Regions from separate parts of the Homo sapiens genome. Here region 2 is linked to region 1. Evidence: read pairs that join two places in POLR2A ChIA-PET (ENCODE). Cell type or tissue: Panc1. All regions are shown on one strand. Links, peaks and the distances in the headings refer to the core of each region. The heading gives the core; the rest is flanking DNA. Region 1 holds the start of LOC124902583 (small nucleolar RNA U13). Region 2 has its middle 14 kb from the start of ABCC2.

The links. Peaks named below come from ENCODE experiments on the same cell type or tissue, not always from the same donor. Only the 100,000 strongest peaks of a DNase experiment are listed, where the experiment ranks them.
Region 2: POLR2A ChIA-PET joins it to region 1 with 12 read pairs; 2 of 35 experiments call an interaction of 5 or more read pairs at or near these places.

What each region holds. Positions count from the first base shown.
Region 1 is chr10:100,015,360-100,025,122 of GRCh38, reverse strand. LOC124902583 (small nucleolar RNA U13) reads right to left here and starts at 5,529; the gene lies at 5,424-5,529. RefSeq lists a silencer at 4,256-4,455. In Panc1, for the core only: no CTCF peak of the experiment used is centred there; no DNase peak of the experiment used is centred there; H3K4me3 peaks cover 647 bases; H3K27ac peaks cover 2,033 bases.
Region 2 is chr10:99,763,527-99,773,289 of GRCh38, reverse strand. No RefSeq gene overlaps it. Among named protein-coding and RNA genes, the nearest start is that of ABCC2, 14 kb to the left of the region's middle. RefSeq lists a silencer at 6,722-6,771. In Panc1, for the core only: no CTCF peak of the experiment used is centred there; no DNase peak of the experiment used is centred there; H3K27ac peaks cover 4,491 bases.

The sequences.
Region 1 (9,763 bases), core at 934-8,933:
AATTCTGGGATTACAAAGATTTAACTCTTCTTATCGTTTAGTCACATAAGCCTTCTATTTACTTTTTATAAACAGTCTTTTTTTTCCCCTTTGTTTTGTTATTTACTTTTTTTTTTTTTGGAGACAGAGTCTCGCTTGGTCACCCAGGCTGAAGCGTAGTGACGCCATCTCAGCTCACTGCAACCTCTGCTTCCATGTTCAAGCGATTCTCATGCCTCAGCCTGTTGAGTAGCTGGGACTACAGACGTGCGCCGCTACGCCCAGCTGATTTTTGTATTTTTAGTAGAGACGAAGTTTCACCATGTTGGCCAGGCTGGTCTTCAACTCCTGACCTCAAGTGATCTGCCCACTGTGGCCTCCCAAAGTGCTGGGATTACAGGCGTGAGCCACCATGCCCAGCCAATTATTTACTTTTAAACTATGTTGTTCATTGGCATTTTCACAACATATAAATATCTTTTTATTTATTTATTTATTTATTTTTATTTTTTTGAAGTGAAGTCTCGCTCTGTCGCCCAGGCTGGAGTGCCATGGCATGATCTCGGCTCACTGCAACCTCTGCCTCCTGGGCGCAAGCAATTTTCCTGCCTCAGCCTCCCAAGTAGCTGGAATTACAGGTATCTGCCACCATGCCTGACTGACTAATTTTTGTGTTTTTTAGTAGAGAGAGGGTTTTGCCATGTTGACCAGGCTGGTCTTGAACTCCTGACCTCAGGTGATCCGCCCACCTCGGCCTCCCAAAGTGCTGAGATTATAGGCATAAGCCACTGCGCCCAACCAGATCTTTTTTAAAATCAATAAAAATATTGAAATCTTTTCAGAAGCTTCTGTACATCAATAATTATCTCTGAATGAAACTAATTCTGGAGACCTCATTTTTTTGTTTGTTTGTTTTTTTTTTTTTGAGACAGAGTCTTGCTCTGTCGCCCAGGCTGGAGTGCAGTGGCGCAATCTCGGCTCACCGCAAGCTCCGCCTCCTGGGTTCTCGCCATTCTCCTGCCTCAATCTCCCGAGTAGCTGGGACTACAGGCGCCCACCACCATGCCCGGCTAATTTTTTGTATTTTTAATAGAGACGGGGTTTCACTGTGTTAGCCAGGATGGTCTCGATCTCCTGACCTCGTGATCCGCCTGCCTCGGCCTCCCAAAGTGCTAGAATTACAGGCGTGAGCCACTGCGCCTGGCCTGGGGCCCTCATTTTTTAAAACTTTTTTTTTGACACAGGGTCTTGTTCTGTCACCCAGGCTGAAGTGTAGTGGTGTGATCACAGCTCACTGCAGCCTCAATCTCCTAGGCTCAAGAGATCCTCCCACCTCAGGCTCCTGAGTAGCTATGACTACAGGTATGTGCATCACACCTAGCTAATTGTGTTGTGTTTTTTGTAGAGACAAGATCTCACTATATTGCCCAGGCTGGTCTCAAAGTCCTAGGCTCAAGCAGTCCTCCTGCCTCAGACTCCCAAAGCACTGGGATTACAGGCGACAGCCACCATGCCCAGCCTGGGGCCCTCATTTTTAAATACACTTTTAAAAGTGCAGTATTCATTTGAAATGTTGTAGTTTTGTATTATTTTTAGTAAGGTGTTGCCATTTCTGTGTTTGCTGCTTCCAGGGCCTAATTTTTTTTTTTTTTTTTTTTTTTTTTGAGACAGAGTCTGACTCTGTTGCCAGGGCTGGAGTGCAGTGGCGCGATCTCGGCTCACTGCAACCTCCGCCTCCCGGGTTCAAGTGATTCTCCTGCCTCAGCTTCCTGAGTAGCTGGGATTACAGGTGCCTACTACTACACTCAGGTAATTTTTTGCATTTTTAGGAGAGACAGGGTTTCACCATGTTGGCCAGGCTGGTCTCGAACTTCTGACCTCGTGATTTGTCTGCCTCGGCCTCCCAAAGTGCTGGGATTACAGGCATGAGCCACCATGCCTGGCTCCAGAGCCTAATATTTATGCATGTATAGGTAAGCATAGCTGGAAGGTGGAGTACTAAGTTCTTCAGTAGTAAAGGATTATTATTATTATTTTGAGACGGAGTCTCACTCTTGTTGCCCAGGCTGGAGTGCAATGGCAGGATCTCAGCTCACCACAGCCTCCGCCTCCCAGGTTCAAGTGATCTCCTGCCTTAACCTCCCTAGTAGCTGGGATTACAGGCATGCGGCAGCACACCTGGCTAATTTTGTATTTTTAGTAGAGACACGGTTTCTCCATGTTGGTCAGGCTGGTCTTGAACTCCCGACCTCAGGTGATCCGCCGCCTTGGCCTCCCAAAGTGCTGGGATTACAGGCGTGAGCCACCGTGCCTGGCCAGGGACCCCCATTTTTACTTTGGATCTTGTCCTTAACTCTCAGATCCCTTTGATTAACTTAGCTAATGCTTTTTTTTCTACCTAAGTGTGCAAGAAAAGGAAACAAAAGGAATACTACAACACAAAAATCTCTGTGAATTTCTAAAAGCTGAAGTTCACAGCCTCTGTGCTATTACCATTTACTGCCAGTTTCTCTGTGAACCACTCAGACATCTGAGGCGTCTAACTGGATCAAAGCCAGTTAACTATTGCATGTAATCTGATCCTAGACCTAGTCCAGTTTGTATCACAACTTCCAAACCCAATTCATATAAAAAATTCACTCAAACAGATAGCTCAAAACACAAACCCATAGAGCTTCAGAATCTGAGAGAGAAGATACCCACGATCCTCAGTTGTAAGAGAGAGCAATGGACAAAATGAGTCTGGTTGGTACCTCATTAGTCACTCAATGCCCCTGGTGGGGGTAGAAGCTCTACTTCAGATCCCATTTCTGACACCATCTGTTAAAAAGAAAACCTTAGGGCCGGGCGTGGTGGCTCACACCTGTAATCCCAGCACTTTGGGAGGCCGAGGCAGGTGGATCACCTGAGGTCAGGAGTTCGAGACCAACCTGCCCAACATAGCGAAACCCTGTCTCTATTAAAAAAAAAAACACAGGCCGGGCTCATGCCTGTAATCCCAGCACTTTGGAAGGCTGAGGCGGGTGGATCACGAGGTCAGGAAATCAAGACCATCCTGGCTAACATGGTGAAACCCTGTCTTTACTAAAAATACAAAAAATTAGCCGGTCGTGGTGGCGGGCACCTGCAGTCCCAGCTACTCGGGAGGCTGGGGCAGGAGAATGGCGTGAACCCAGGAGGCAGAGCTTGCAGTGAGCTGAGATCATGCCACTGCACTCCTGCCTGGGCGACAGAGCGAGACTCCGTCTCAAAAAAACAAAAAAGCTGGGTGTGGTGGCAGGCACCTGTAATCCCAGCTACTCAGGAGGCTGAGGCAGGAGAATCGCTTGAACCCGGGAGGTAGAGGTTGCAGTGAGCTGAGATTGCACCACTGCACTCCAGCCTGGGTGACAAAAGCGAAACTTCATCTCAAAAAAAAAAAAAAAACCCTTAGGCAAATTAAATTTAACAGAGAGTTTATTGAGCAAAGAATGATTTGCAAATCAGGCAGCCCCCAAAGCAGAATAGGTTCAGAAAGACTCCTGCACAGCTGCGTAGTCAAAAAAGACTTACAGGCAGAAAAAGGAAAGTGATGGACAGAAACAGTTGGATTGGTTACAGCTTTGCATTTGCCTTATTTGGACACATTTTGAATAGTTGGTCACCTTTGATTGGCTTAAATTCAGTGATTGGCACAAGAATAGGTTACAGTCTGTTTATGCATCCAATAAGGTTATAGTTCACTATGTATGGCAAAATCTTTACACTGAACTTGAACTGTGTAAGGAGGCAGCTTTATGATAAACCTAACTTAGCAGACCTATTAAGAAATATATATTTTGTCTTTGTCCCCTGGTGTACAACTTCTAAAACCCTTGTAACTTCCTGAATGACAGAGGTGATAGGAGCTCTTTTGCTACCGGTAACAAGCCCCTGAATTTGAATTACACCTGAGTTTATGTTAATGAGATGACTGGTAGCTGAAAGCCCCTAGATAGCTTCAGGATGGGTCTGGTTGCCAAAGAAACCCACCATGTGCTTATGATGGCAGCGGCGGGCCATCTGGAGTGGCTGCTGCCATCACGCCGGCTGCAGCAGGGAGGTGCAGCTGGGGCTGCAAGCTCAATAGAGCCAGCGGGAGCCAGGGACCAGCGGGAGCCCCATTCCTTCCGAGTTGGGGCAGGAGCTCCCCAGGTGCCGCTGCAACTGCCCAAGCCATGGCTATGGACCCAGGCATCCCGGTCCTCTTGGGGCCCGGGATCAGGCAGGGGCCCCATCCTCCCAGGCACAGCTGCAGCCACTCAAATAGCAAGCCCAGGAGCCCTGTGGCAGGAAAGAGCCCACCTGGTTCTAGCAACTGCATCTCTTGAACGTAAGGGGGTGTGTGTGCATGCTCAGTTTCCTGATTTATGATCTCAATGTGCTAGAAGTCTAACTCAGCATAGGTCCAAGACAGTGTAGCATCCAAACCACACTGAGTCTATTAATAAGTGAGCCAGTAAGATTCACTTTCTCCGTGGCCACAGAAAACACCCCTAAACCCAACCAGCCATCTCGAAAGCAAGGATATAGAAAGTAGGACAGCATGACTTGGTACAAATCTGCCATCAGAACTGGAGAAGTTAGACTTCCTGTGTCTAGAGCATCATCTTTACACATGTGGTACCACAATTTGTCTCATACACACACTCTCAGCACACACCCTGCAATCCACCATGCCCACCTCCTGCCTGGAATGCAGCTTCATTTCTACTTTAACACTAACTGTATTCTGGGTTTAACCATGAGTAAACATTCCCCCTGAGCAAATGCTTAAGCAAACATCACTTCTCTCCCTCCTCCCAGAAGTTAAATATCACTATTTATAAAGGCTTCCCCCTACCCCTACTGTCTCTTATTCTTTCCCTCACCACTTCATGATCCTCCCCACACTGCTACTCGTTAATCTTTCTTTCTCCCACCTTCATTCTGTTCACATACTTCCTGCACCCCTTCGCCCCCACCCCACCAGGCCCTGCTGCAGGTGGGTGTAGCATCACCTAAGAAGCACTGCCTGGAGCCATGAAGGGATAAGAGGCCAGCAGCCCGGGGAAAAGCCAAACAGAAAAAGCACTGCTTGTTTCTGCTGTTACTCTGCCTGCCTCCCCCTGCAGTCTCAGGGAGGAGGCAAAGAAAGTCACCGCTTGGATCCATGTTCACCCTGCAGGAGGAGGGAGAAAAGGCATCTTTGACTTCCTTTTAGATTGTCCCATATGAGCCCTTTGGGATGAAGTCCATCCCGGGCACTAGATCAAAGGAATTGAGTGAGTTTCCTCAAATCCTTTCTGGAATCAGATGAAGAATAAATAAATGAAGAAATAAAGTGACCACAATTTTGTTCTTTTTAAAAATATCCAAATATAGTATTTGAAACACACGGTAGTTTATAGAAGGCTTTTATTTTACAAGCCAATAATTTTTTTTAATGTCAGACATTGGTACATTACCAATGTTGTAGCAAGGTTTGAGGGAGGTACATCTCACGCATGAGCATGAAAACTCAATCATCATGCTTATGACCTACAAAATGACCTAATTTTTTTTTAATGGAAGGATAAAGGGCCCACCAACTTTCTTTTTTTTTTTTTTTTCGATAGGGTATTGTTCTGTTGCCCAGGCTGGAGTGCAGTGGCACAATCACAGCTGCCTGCAACCTTGACCTCCTGGGCTCAAGTGATCCTCCTTTCTCAGCCTCCTGAGTAACTGAGACTACAGGCATGTACCACTATGCCTGGCTAATTTTTAAATTTTTTGTAGAGATGGGGGTTTCACCATCTTGCCCAGGCTGGTCTTGAACTCCTGAGCTCATGTGATCCTCCTCCTTCAGCCTCCCGAAGTATTGGGGCTACAGGCATGAGCCACCATGCCTGGCTACTTTCTATTTTGGACTAACTTTCTAATTTTCTATTAAGGACTATTGGTAAAATACAATTGTTATCCACTATCACCATCAATTCGTAAATACTCTAACACCAAAAATTAGGAAAGGTATAATCTCAGAATAAAGAAGTCTTGTAAATGAAATTTTTCTCATCTTACTAGGAAATAGTAAATCTTCCATCTTAGACTGGCATATTGAGCCAGTAGTTTAGAGATGAGACCTTTATTGGCATATAACTAAAAATCCAGACATAGCTGGATTGAGGTGCCTAAGTTAGGTGGTATGGAATCTCTCTCCATTTCTTGATTTCATTGTCTTCAGTAGTGACTTCATTCTCACATAGTCTCTCTCCATGAGGCAAGGTGAACAACAGCTCCTTTTAGCTTATCTTCTCTCAGCTATCAAAAGACAAAATTACAACAAATTTAGATTAAAGATCGAATTGGCTTTTATTTGCAATTCTAGAATTGGGCAACAACTCATTCTATAAGATAGAATGAGTGTTCAGATGAGTTGAGCAGAGAAATTTGACTTTATAGGCAGAAGAGGGCTGAAGAACGCAGGAACAGAACAAAAACTGATTGGTTGTTACAAAGTTACTTTCCTTATAAAGGTTAAAGCAGAGGGGGCCACCTCATCATGCTTCCCAAAACAGGCCTGTTTGGGGATTTGGCTATTATCTATTTCTTGCCTGATTTCTTGGAAGATCAAATAAATAGCTTAGTTTTGGCTTGGTGGAAACTTCAGTATGAGTAACTCCATTTTGGTTTTATCTGTTAAGCCTAGTGCAAGAGCTCAGTTCCACCCAATGGCCTCCTATAAATTTCATTTAACACAGTTTAGCAACAAACTATTGATTCTTGAGCATGAATCTCAATAGCACAAACTGGATTACGTGCCTATCTCTAAAACTATCACAGTGACTCTGATTGGTCAGTCTGGGGTCATATGATCACTTCTGGGTGCTGGAATGGAAATATGGGGGACTGCGAGTATAGATGAGTTGTTTCCCATTAAAACAAACAAACAAAAAATCCCTGGGAGATCAAGACAGGCAGATCACTTGAGGCCAGGAATTCGAGACCAGCTTGGCCAACATAAAACCCCGTCTCTACTAAAAATAGAAAAGTTAGCCGGGCATGGTGGCACATGCCTGCAATCCCAGCTACTTGGGAGGCTGAGGCAGGAGAATTGCTTGACCGTGGGAGGCAGAGGTTGCAGTGAGTGGAGATCATGCCACTGCACTCCAGCCTGGGCAACAGAGCGAGACTCCATCTCAAAAAGAAAAAAAACAGGAATGATGGTTGTGGACAAAACAACAAAAGAGCATTATAATTTTGTTGAATTTAAGCATCATTTTGATTTTACTGTGACTTTTTTCTGTTTTATTTATCTTTCATTGACATATAATTGTACATATTTATGGGGTACAATATATGTATACATTGTATAATTAGCAAATCAGAGTAATTAGCAAATCCATCATCTCAAATATTTATTACTTCTTTGTGGTGAAAACATTCAGAATGCTCTCTTTTAGTTAATTTGTTTTTATTGATTCTTATTTTTTATTTTTAAATGGAATTTCGCTCTTGTTGCCCAGGTTGGAGTGCAATGGCATGATCTTAGCTCACTGCAACCTCCGCCTCCTGGGTTCAAGCAATTCTCCTGCCTCAGCCTCCCAAGCAGCTGGGATTACAGGCATGCGCCACCACACCCGGCTAATTTTTTTGTATTTAGTAGAGACAGGTTTTCACCATGTTGGTCAGGCTGGTCTAGATCTCCCGATCTCAGGTGATCCACCCACCTCGGCCTTCCAAAGTGCTGGGATTACAGGCGTGCCCCACCATGCCTGGCCCTTATTTTATTTTATTTTTTCTGGAGATGGAATCTTACTCTGTTGCCCAGGCTGGAGTGCAGTGGCACGATCTCGGTTCACTGCAACCTCCGCCTCCCAGGTTCAAGCTATTCTCCTGCCTCAGCCTCCTGAGTAGCTGGGATTACAGGTGTGCAACACCATGCCCAAGTATATTTTGTATTTTTAGTAGAGACGGGGTTTCACCATGTTGGTCAGGCTGGTCTCAAACTCCTGACCTCAGGTGATCCCCCTACTTCGGCAAAGAAAGTCACCCCTTGGATCCATGTTCACCCCGCAGGAGCGGGGAGAAAAGGCATCTTTGACTTCCTTTTAGATTGTCCCATGTGAGCCCTTTGGGATGAAGTCCATCCCGGCACTAGATCAAAGGAATTGAGTGAGTTTCCTTAAATCCTTTCTGGAATCAGAGGAAGAATAAATAAATGAAGAAATAAAGTGACCACAATTTTGTTCTTTTTAAAAATACTCAAATATAGTATTTGAAACACACTGTAGTTTATAGAAGGCTTTTATTTTACAAGCCAATGATTTTTTTTTAATGTCAGACATTGGTACATTACTAATGTTGTAGCAAGGTTTGAGGGAGATACATCTCACACATCAGCCTTCCAAGTAGCTGGGATTACAGCCACACACCACCATGCCCGGCTAAGTTTTGTATTTTTAGTAGAGACAGGGTTTCAGCATGTTGGCCAGGCTGGTCTTGAACTCTTGGCCTCAAGCGATCCACCCCACCTCAGCCTCCCAGAGTGCTGGGATTACAGGTGTGAGACATTGCGTCCAGCCATGGTTTTTACTTCTGAGTGTGAAATAATTCTCTGTTTTCCCGTAAACCAATTCAAGCTTCTGCAAGTAGATAGGAAGAGGAGTCCCTAGGCATCAATATATCAATATATTAAGAACAGCCCTGAAGATAAACATGATACAGTCTTTTCTTCAGAATACAGAAGCTTTCTTATAGGGTCTGTTCTCTTCTAGGAAGAACAAAACAAGACCTGGTCTTACTCTTGCCAACCAGGGTCTATCCCTAAATGAAACCAAATGGCCTCTGTTGTCTTCTAGGAGTTGGCCTTGTCCTAGTTCAAGTCCACCAGACAGATGCCCTCTGTGAAAACTATCCTGACTTGGCCGGGTGTGGTGGCTCCGCCTGTAATCCCAGCACTTTGGGAGGCCGAGGCAAGTGGATCACCTGAGGTGAGGTCAGGAGTTCGAGAACAGCCTGGCCAACGAGGTGAATCCCCATCTCTACTAAAAATAGAAAAATTAAACGGTTGTGGTGGTGGGCGCCTGTAATCCCAGATACTTGGGAGGCTTAGGCAGGAGAATTGCTTGAACTCGGGAGGCGGAGGTTGCAGTGAGCCGAGATCCCGCCATTGCACTCCAGCCTGGGCAACAAGAGTGAAACTCCGTCTCAAAAAAAAAAAGAAAAGAAAACCATGCTGACTTCTCCTTTGCCTGTGAGATCTGATCACCAATCTTCCTCTGTCGATCTCTTTTCAACTTGAATTCTCACCGTTCTGAACCTTGGCCATGAGACTGCCAGGTGCATTGTGTCAACATTTTGATGAATAGTTGTTAGTATTTTCATGTGATGTCTGACATTTTAGGATGCAAACCTATGTCTTCCATGTTCTATCACTAGGTTGTTGGATCACATTTTCTTTTATAATAGAAATAAGCATATATTAACAGTATTTTATCTATACATCCCCTCCTCCCCACCACCCTGGAATTTGGTCCCCTGGCTATTCCAGGATGGACGGTTAGCTGACATAGCATGAGCAAGGCCAGCTTTGATTAGTTTCAGCAGCTCACTACTCTCATCTGCTTGCCATTGCAAACAACAGCTTATGGCTGTGACATGGTGCATTGTGGGGGGAAGCCAGAGGGAGTTGCCTTTGATATGGGGCCAAGTCATGCCAAACTGTTAGTTCATGGTGCAGCCCCTCATAACCGTGATAGTACTTACGGTATATCAAAGGATGACACACCCAAATAGTTTTAATCAA
Region 2 (9,763 bases), core at 894-8,893, 250 kb after region 1:
ATTTTTTATGGCTGCATAGTATTCCATGGTGTATATGTGCCACATTTTCTTAATCCAGTCTATCATTGTTGGACATTTGGGTTGGTTCCAAGTCTTTGCTATTGTGAATAGTGCCGCAATAAACATACGTGTGCATGTGTCTTTATAGCAGCATGATTTATAGTCCTTTGGGTATATACCCAGTAATGGGATGGCTGGGTCAAATGGTATTTCTAGTTCTAGATCCCTGAGGAATCGCCACACTGACTTCCACAATGGTTGAACTAGTTTACAGTCCCACCAACAGTGTAAAAGTGTTCCTATTTCTCCACATCCTCTCCAGCACCTGTTGTTTCCTGACTTTTTAATGATTGCCATTCTAACTGGTGTGAGATGATATCTCATAGTGGTTTTGATTTGCATTTCTCTGATGGCCAGTGATGATGAGCATTTCTTCATGTGTTTTTTGGCTGCATAAATGTCTTCTTTTGAGAAGTGTCTGTTCATGTCCTTCGCCCACTTTTTGATGGGGTTGTTTGTTTTTTTCTTGTAAATTTGTTTGAGTTCATTGTAGATTCTGGATATTAGCCCTTTGTCAGATGAGTAGGTTGCGAAAATTTTCTCCCATGTTGTAGGTTGCCTGTTCACTCTGATGGTAGTTTCTTTTGCTGTGCAGAAGCTCTTGAGTTTAATTAGATCCCATTTGTCAATTTTGGCTTTTGTTGCCATTGCTTTTGGTGTTTTGGACATGAAGTCCTTGCCCACGCCTATGTCCTGAATGGTAATGCCTAGGTTTTCTTCTAGGGTTTTTATGGTTTTAGGTCTAACGTTTAAATCTTTAATCCATCTTGAATTGATTTTTGTATAAGGTGTAAGGAAGGGATCCAGTTTCAGCTTTCTACATATGGCTAGCCAGTTTTCCCAGCACCATTTATTAAATAGGGAATCCTTTCCCCATTGCTTGTTTTTCTCAGGTTTGTCAAAGATCAGATAGTTGTAGATATGTGGCATTATTTCTGAGGGCTCTGTTCTGTTCCATTGATCTATATCTCTGTTTTGGTACCAGTACCATGCTGTTTTGGTTACTGTAGCCTTGTAGTATAGTTTGAAGTCAGGTAGTGTGATGCCTCCAGCTTTGTTCTTTTGGCTTAGGATTGACTTGGCGATGCGGGCTCTTTTTTGGTTCCATATGAACTTTAAAGTAGTTTTTTCCAATTCTGTGAAGAAAGTCATTGGTAGCTTGATGGGGATGGTATTGAATCTGTAAATTACCTTGGGCAGTATGGCCATTTTCACGATATTGATTCTTCCTACCCATGAGCATGGAATGTTCTTCCATTTGTTTGTGTCCTCTTTTATTTCCTTGAGCAGTGGTTTGTAGTTCTCCTTGAAGAGGTCCTTCACAACCCTTGTAAGTTGGATTCCTAGGTATTTTATTCTCTTTGAAGCAATTGTGAATGGGAGTTCACTCATGATTTGGCTCTCTGTTTGTCTGTTGTTGGTGTATAAGAATGCTTGTGATTTTTGTACATTGATTTTGTATCCTGAGACTTTGCTGAAGTTGCTTATCAGCTTAAGGAGATTTTGGGCTGAGACGATGGGGTTTTCTAGATAAACAATCATGTCGTCTGCAAACAGGGACAATTTGACTTCCTCTTTTCCTAATTGAATACCCTTTATTTCCTTCTCCTGCCTGATTGCCCTGGCCAGAACTTCCAACACTATGTTGAATAGGAGCGGTGAGAGAGGGCATCCCTGTCTTGTGCCAGTTTTCAAAGGGAATGCTTCCAGTTTTTGCCCATTCAGTATGATATTGGCTGTGGGTTTGTCATAGATAGCTCTTATTATTTTTATCATGGTAAGGAAAAACACTACCTTGACATATGTTGGTCTTTTTACTATGAACTTATTTAAGTGCATAATAACAAATTCATTCTTATAATTTATATTTGGACTATTATTATAGATAGTTTTGTGAATTGAGAACATGAGAATGGCCAAATTAGTGGGCCCAAGAAAATTTGCTGAACAAATATCTTTAAGCCTACTGCCAAGAGTGTAAAATATGTATTTCTCTGTGTGTTTATATATGTTCAGACATACAAGTAGAAATTTTCAGAGTGCTTTTATTAGCACTTAAAATATTAGCACTGTAAAATATGTATTTCTCTGTGTGTTTATATATGTTCAGACATATAAGTAGAAATTTTGAGAGTGCTTTTATTAGCACTTAGCTTTTCAGCTAGTTTTTTTTTTTAACTTGTTGTTTTGGGACATATTTGAGAGAGATTACCAAGTGGTAATTTGCAAAAGGAGTTTGCAGTAAGAGGTCTACATCTTATTGAAAGAATATCTTACTTTGAGCTTAAATTATTTTACCATTGAGGTTGCATCCACAGAGCATCGAGTACAGTGCTGGGTACAAGGATATGGGCTAAAGTGTGCTATTCTCGTAATCATGACTTCTGACATGAGAGACAACTGTGTTGTATCATGTATCCAGGAGAAGGAGATTCTGTTTCTTTTGACCTATAAAGAAGGTAAGGGCCATTACTTCGGTATCTTGTAAGTGGACCCTTGTGAATGAGTTGAAAGATCTCCAAATAGGATCACTTATTTACAGGTGCCTTATCTTCACAGAAACTATAATTGACTTCTAAACAATTTCAAGGTACAAAGTACTTTATGAAGTCGACTGAACTCTGAGTGGCTTATGTAAGCTGTATGGTGGTTTAAAAGCCATTGAACTCAGCCAACCCAAATGACTTAACTAGTAAGATAGTTTTCCTAAAGATAGGATATCTCTTGCAAATGACTGTCATACTGTAACAGAGCTTTGGAAGGTTCTTAACCCTACTAACAAAGGTCACTAGCAACTGCTAGAGGGAAAATGAACTTATTCTCCAATTATATTAAAATTCTTCTAAAGGGTATACCCAACTTCGGCTGGGCATGGTGGCTCACGCCTGTAATCCCAGCACTTTGGAAGGCTGAGGCGGGCAGATCACTAGAGGACAGGAGTTTGAGACCAGCCTGGCCAACATGGTGAAACTCCGGCTCTAACAAAAAAAAAAAAATTAGCTGGGCATGGTGGCATGTGCCTGTAATCCCAGCTACTCAGGAGACTGAGGAAGAAGAATCACTTGAACCCAGGAGGTGAAGACAGCAGTGAGCTGAGGTCATGCCACTGTGCTCCAGCCTGAGCGACAGAGCAAGGCTTTGTCTCGAAAAATAAAAAATAAAAAAAAAAAAGGGTATAACCAACTCGAAGTGACTTGAATGAAAATACTTATTGGTTCAAATAACCAGAACCCACAAATAGACCAGTTCTCAGGCTTGACTTACTCTAGTGGCTCTGCTCCAACTTCCTCTCATTCTTTGTTTTGTTCTCTTTCGCCATCAGCGTAATCCTCAAATAGGTGGGTGAGATGGCTGCAACAGTTTCAGGACTCACACCCACACACCATAACATATAGTAAAAGACGGAAAAGGTCATTTTCAGTAGGTCTCCCAGAAGTAGAATCCACCAGCAAACTTCTCCTGGTATCTCAGTGGTGTAAATTCCTGAATCAATTCCTTACAAGGATGAGGTTACTCTTGGATTAATCAGGCCCATCCTGAAGCTGTGGTAAGGTCAGCCTTCCCTAAAGCACATGGGCTACATGGAAGAAGAGTGATTTCTAGGACAAAACCAGGGTTGGAAGAGAAGGGAGAGATGAAGTCTGGACAGGAAACCAATGATGTACGTTAGAAATAAACCTTTAGTTTTATTGTAGTCCAGATTCAGGACAATGTGGGAAACAATCTCTACTATTTATTGTCATATTGTAAAAAGAATTTGTAGTGGCTTAGAAAAACATGTAAAATATAACAAGATACAATGTGAGTGAAGAAAAAAAGAATAGAAAAAAGAAGATAAAACGAGGGACAAGCCCATTATACAAAATTCATTCAATAGGATCCTGTCCACTTGCTACATGTGGGCTGCAATTTTGACTCTGAGCTTCCTTCCTATGTACCAATGAAAGGAGGGAAACTTAATCAGAGACTATATCAGTGAGGCTTCTTTTGGTTGCAAGGGACAGAGATCCAAATCAAACTGGTATAAACAAAAAAATGAAAAAGAAAATGTATTGGCTAATTTAATAGAAAAGTCCATGAATGATCTAGCTTTAGGCGCAGATGGGTTCAGAGTCTCAAACAACATCCTTAGGACGTTTGCAACTGTGTTGGTTTCGTTCTCAAGTAGGCTCTTCCCACTTGGTGGTAAAAATGGCTACGAAAGCTCTAGACTTACATGGTCCTCATGACCAGTAACCCTAGCAAAAAGAGTGTCTCTTTCCTGACAGCTCCAGGAAAAGTCTTTCGTAGGATTCTGAACAGCCCTGTTTGTGTTGTGTTCCCAGCTCTGGACCAATGAATATGAACAAAGGAATGAGGCATTCTGACTGGCTAGCCAATTCCCCTCCCATGGGCAGGGGAATTAAATCTATGTGATTAACAGTCGCACCAGGAAAGCATCATTATTCAGGGGCAGCTTCAGAAAGGAAAAGAGCTAGGCAGACAAAAAAAAAAATGTCTTTATAATGATATAATTCCATATACAAACCAATTGTTCAGAAGCCCAGCTACTCCTCAGGCTAACACTTAAGAAAAACATTCTCTTCTAGGGCTCCAATGACACACCTATATAAATATTTTATACAGCTGTTTCTAATTTTTTTTTTTGAGATAGTGTTGCTCTATTGTCCAGGCTGGAGTGCAGTGGTGTGATCTCAGCTCACTGCAACCTCCAGCTCACTGCAACCTCCATCTCTAGGGCTTACGCGATTCTCCCACCTCAGCCTCCCCAGTAGCTGGGACTACAAGTGCGCACCACCATGACCAGCTAATTTTTGTATTTTTTTGTAGAGATGGGGTTTTGCCATGTTGCCCAGGCTCATCTCAAACTGCTGAGCTCAAGCGATCCACCTGCTTCAGCCTCCCAAGGAGCTGGGATTACAGGCATGAGCCACTGTGCCTGGCCTCGAATACATTTTCAGTATAGACTAGTGGCATAATGCCAATGTGGTCTGATATTTTTTAAAAAAATTCTGTGAGGAACCAGAGCAATACAATCCAAATACACAACATTGTGATTTTAAAGGATAAAATTTTTCATCTGCACAGGAATGGGTGGATTGAATATTTTCGTCACAACTCTTGGTTGTAGGGGAAAAAATATCCAATCAAACCAGTGTAGCCAGTTTACCGAAAGACGTAAACTAGAGAACAAATAAGAAATAGTATTTTGCTCCCACCTGTGTCTTCAACTGTGCCATGTGAAACTCTCTTCCCTTGTCTTTTTTTTTTTTTTTTTTTTTGAGATGAAGTCTCGCTCTGCTGCCCAAGCTGGAGTGCAGTGGTACAATCTCAGCTTGTGGCAACCTCTGCCTCCTGGGTTCAAGCGATTCTCCTGCCTCAGTCTCCCGAGGAGCTGGGATTACAGGCACGCGGCACCACGCCCAGCTAACTTTTTTTTTCTTTTTTTTTGAGACAGGGTCTCGCTCTATCATCCAGGCTGGAGTGCAGTGGCGCGATCTCGGCTCACTGCAACCTCCGCCTCCTGGGTTCAAGCGATTCTCCTGCCTCAACCTCCCGAGTAGCTGAGACTACAGGCGCGTGCCACTATGCCTGGCTAATTTTTTGTCTTTTTAGTAGAGACGGGGTTTCACTATGTTAGCCAGGATGGTCTTGATCTCCTGACCTCGTGATCCGCCTGCCTCAGCCTCCCAAAGTGCTGGGATTACAGGCGTGAGCCACACGGCTAATTTTTGTATTTTTAGTAGAGACGGGGTTTCACCATGTTGGCTAGGCTGGTCTTGAACTCCTGACCTCAGGTGATCCGCCAGCCTCGGCCTCCCAAAGTGCTGGGATTACAGGCGTGAGCCACAGCGCCCAGCCCCTTCCCTTGTCTTGACCACATCTCAAGGCAGATCCTACAGCTTTTTGGTCTCTCTCAGGTATAAAAAGGTCCAGGCTAATCTAATCTGAAACTTCTTTCTCACATCCATTTTTAAACAGCCTTATTAAGATGAAATTACATGCAATTCAACCGCTTGAAGTGTACAAGTCAATGGTTTTTAGCATATTCACAGAGTTGTGCAACCACTGCCACAACCAATTTGGGAACATTTTTATTACCCACCAAAAACATCGACAACAACAACAACAACAACAAAGCCAACATCCAATTTAAAGCTTCTCTCCTGTTCGAGAACAGCCTGGCCAGCACGGTGAAGACCCATCTCTACTAAAATCACAAAATTTGCTGGGTGTGGTGGCACGTGCCTGTAGTCCCAGCTACTCAGGAGGCTGGGGCAGGGGAATCGCTTGAACCCGGGAGGCAGAGGTGGCAGTAAGCCGAGATTGTGCCATTGCACTCCAGCCTGGGTGACAGAGTGACTTTGTCTCAAAAAAAAAAAAAAGGAAAAATAGTAGAGTAGAGATGTTCTTAAACTGCCTAAAATGTCGCTGAGGCTGCATATGCTTTATTTATATTTATTTGTTTATGTATTTATTTGTAGAGATGGGACCTTGCTATGTTTCTCAGGCTGGTCTGGAAGTCCTGGCCTCAGGAGATCCTCCCACCTTAGCCTCCCAAGTCACTGGGACTGCAGGCTCGTGCCACCATGCCTAGCACTGTTTTAGTTTTTAGATGCCATACACGTTTGTTTTTGTGGTAATTCTTAGCAAGAACTTTTTTAAAAGATGGGTCGCAGTCCTGTATGAAACCCACACAATCGTTCAGTGCTAACCGCTGGCAAGTTAGTTAACACCTCTAGACCACAACCACATGGCTGTGTAGTAGAGTGGTCACATGCATGTCGTGGACTCTGGATCTAGCTACCTGGGTGCACAGGACTTAAGTGCTCCGTCCCTCAGTTTCCCCATCTGTGAAATGGGGATGACTGAGCTAATACCACCTGCCTCACAGTTTGCAGCAGGGATTCGATGAGTGAACACTTGGACGGTGCCTGGAATAGTGCCTGGTTCCTAGGCAGCGTCCTGTGAGTGTTAAATAAAATATCTTTTCATGCTGATTTTCCTTTCTGCTTTGACATGCTGAGATTCTGTTTTAGCTGCAGGATGGTTTGAGTATGGCTTTGGTTTTCTATTAAAGCTTCTTTGATCTCTTAGCTCAACCATTTCAACAAAGCATATGGTCTCTGCTTGCAGGGGATCTTGTGTGGGTGCATTTTCTGGTGCTCTTTGATAAGGAGTGGGGTATGAACATTTGGTTTGGGCATGACAGCTTAATGACTTTCCACAATAACTTCTTATATCAAAGATTATTTCCCTTAAGCCTGGGAGTTGAAACAATATATTTTGCTAGAAAATAAATAAGCTTGGAAGGAGGAAATGAGAATTTCATTATGACTTGCGATGCTTTTGCCTTTTAAAATTTCATGACATGTGCTTTCATTAAGTAAAAATATCCCTCCTTCAAAAAAAAAAAAAAAAGCTTCTCTCCTTTATTGGCTCAGGGACCAGTTACTTCTGGGGAACAAAGTCTCATTACTTTTTATCATTTTTCCTTGTTATTCAATTCCTCCTTCCCTAATTCCAGGATTCGAGCAGGGAGGTGAGAACCTGGAGAAGGGGTACAAAAGTAATTTTGCTGGCTCAGGGACCAATGATGAATTTTTCAGTATGTGGGACTTCCAATGCAAAAACCGGAAAAGTTCCAAGCAAACAAGGATGGCTGGCCACCTTATGAACTGGTGCTGTTTGTAAATCACTCTTGCTTGATCAAAGGCTAACCATAAACGTTTTCAATGGGCCAGGTGCGGTGGCTCACGCCTGTAATCCCAGCACTTTGGGAAGCTGAGGCGGGTGGATCACGAGGTCAGGAGTTTGAGACCAGCCTGCCCAACATGGTGAAACCCCGTCTCTACTAAAAATACAAAAATTAGCTGGGTGTGGTGGCGTGCGCTTGTAATCCCAGCTACTCTGGAGACTGAGGCAGGAGAATCATTTAAACCCGGGAGGCAGAGGTTGCAGTGAGCCGAGATCACGCCACTGCACTCCAGCCTGGGCGACAGAGCAAGACTCTGTCTTGGAAAAAAAAAAAAAGAGTTTTCAATATTTCAGCTGCTTTCCAAGTGGTCCAACCTGTATTCTGTCCTTCAGCAGTATAATTTCCCACTAGTAATGTTAAGTTTGATTACTGGGTTAAGGTGAAAACAACCAGATAGTCAATTATGACATTTTCTATTTTTATGACTAGCAAGTAACCTATAGGGTGATATTTTGGCACTGTGGATATTCAGCTCCCATTCAACATTTACCAAACGGTTTTAGCATTGGTAATCTTTGACTGATTTATTTCATTTGGAGTTAGTTACAAAACTGTTTTCTAATTCTAAGAGATAAATAATGTTGCTATGAACATTCATGTACCAAGTTTTCGTGAGGACATATGTTTTCAATTCTCTGGGAGTACATACCTAGGAGTGGAATTGCTGGGTCATATGGCAACTCTGTGTTGAACATTTTGAGTAATTCCCAGACTGTTTTACCAAGGAGTGGCACCATTTTACATTCCCATCAGTGGCATATGAAGGTTACAGTTCCTTCACATTCTATCCAACACTTGATATGGTCAGACTTTTGGCTTACAGTAATCCTAGCGGGTATGAAGTGGTATCTCATTGTGGTTTTGATTTGCATTTCCCTAATGACTAATGATGTGCATTTTTTTTTTTTTTGAGATGGAGTCTTGCTCTGTTGCCCAGGCTGTAGTGCAGTGGCGCAATCTCGGCTCACTGCAAGCTCCGCCTCCCGAATGATGTGCATTTTTTCATGTACTTGTTGGTCAGTTGTATACCTTCTTTGGAGAAATGGTTATTTTCTTTTTTTTTTTTTTTTTTTGAGACAGGGTCTCGCTCTGTCGCCCGGGCTGGAATGCAGTGGCACGATCTCGGCTCACTGTAAGCTCCGCCTCCCACGTTCACGCCATTCTCCTGCCTCAGCCTCCGGAGTAGCTGGGACCACAGGCGCCCGCCACCACGCCCGGCTAATTTTTTGTATTTTTAGTAGAGACGGGGTTTCACCATGTTAGCCAGGATGGGAAATGGTTATTGTTTATTGTTGAGTTGTAAGTGTTCTTTGCATATTCTAGATACAAGACCCCATTGTATATATGATTCGCAGATTTTCTTCCATTCTGAGGGTTGTCTTTTCACTTTATTGATGCCACTTTGAAGCATAAAAGTTTCCAACTTTGATAAAATCCAATTTATCCAATTTTTTTCTTTTGTCATTCATGCTTTTGATGTTATGTCTAAGAAGGCTTTGCCTAACCCAAAGGTCACAAAGATTTACCCGTTTTCTTCTAAAAGGTTTTTTAGTTCTTAAATTTAGGTTATGACCCTTTGAGTTAATTTTTGCATTTGGTGTAAGGTAAGGGTCCAACTTTATTCTTTTGCATGTGGATATCCAGTTGTCTAAGCATCATTTGTTAAAAAGACCATTCTTTCCCCCACTGAATTGTCTTGGAATCCTAGTCAAAAATCAATGGACTATAATGTAAGTGCTTATTTCTGGACTTTCAATTGTATCCTATTGAGCTATATAATTATCTTTATGCCAGTACTACATGGCCTTGATTACCATAGCTTTGTAGTAAGTTTTGAAATCAGGAAGTATGTCATCAAATGTTGTTCTTCTTTTTCAAGATTTTCTGGCTATCCTGGGGCATTTGCGTTTCCAGATGGATTTTAGGATCAATTTGTCAACTTTT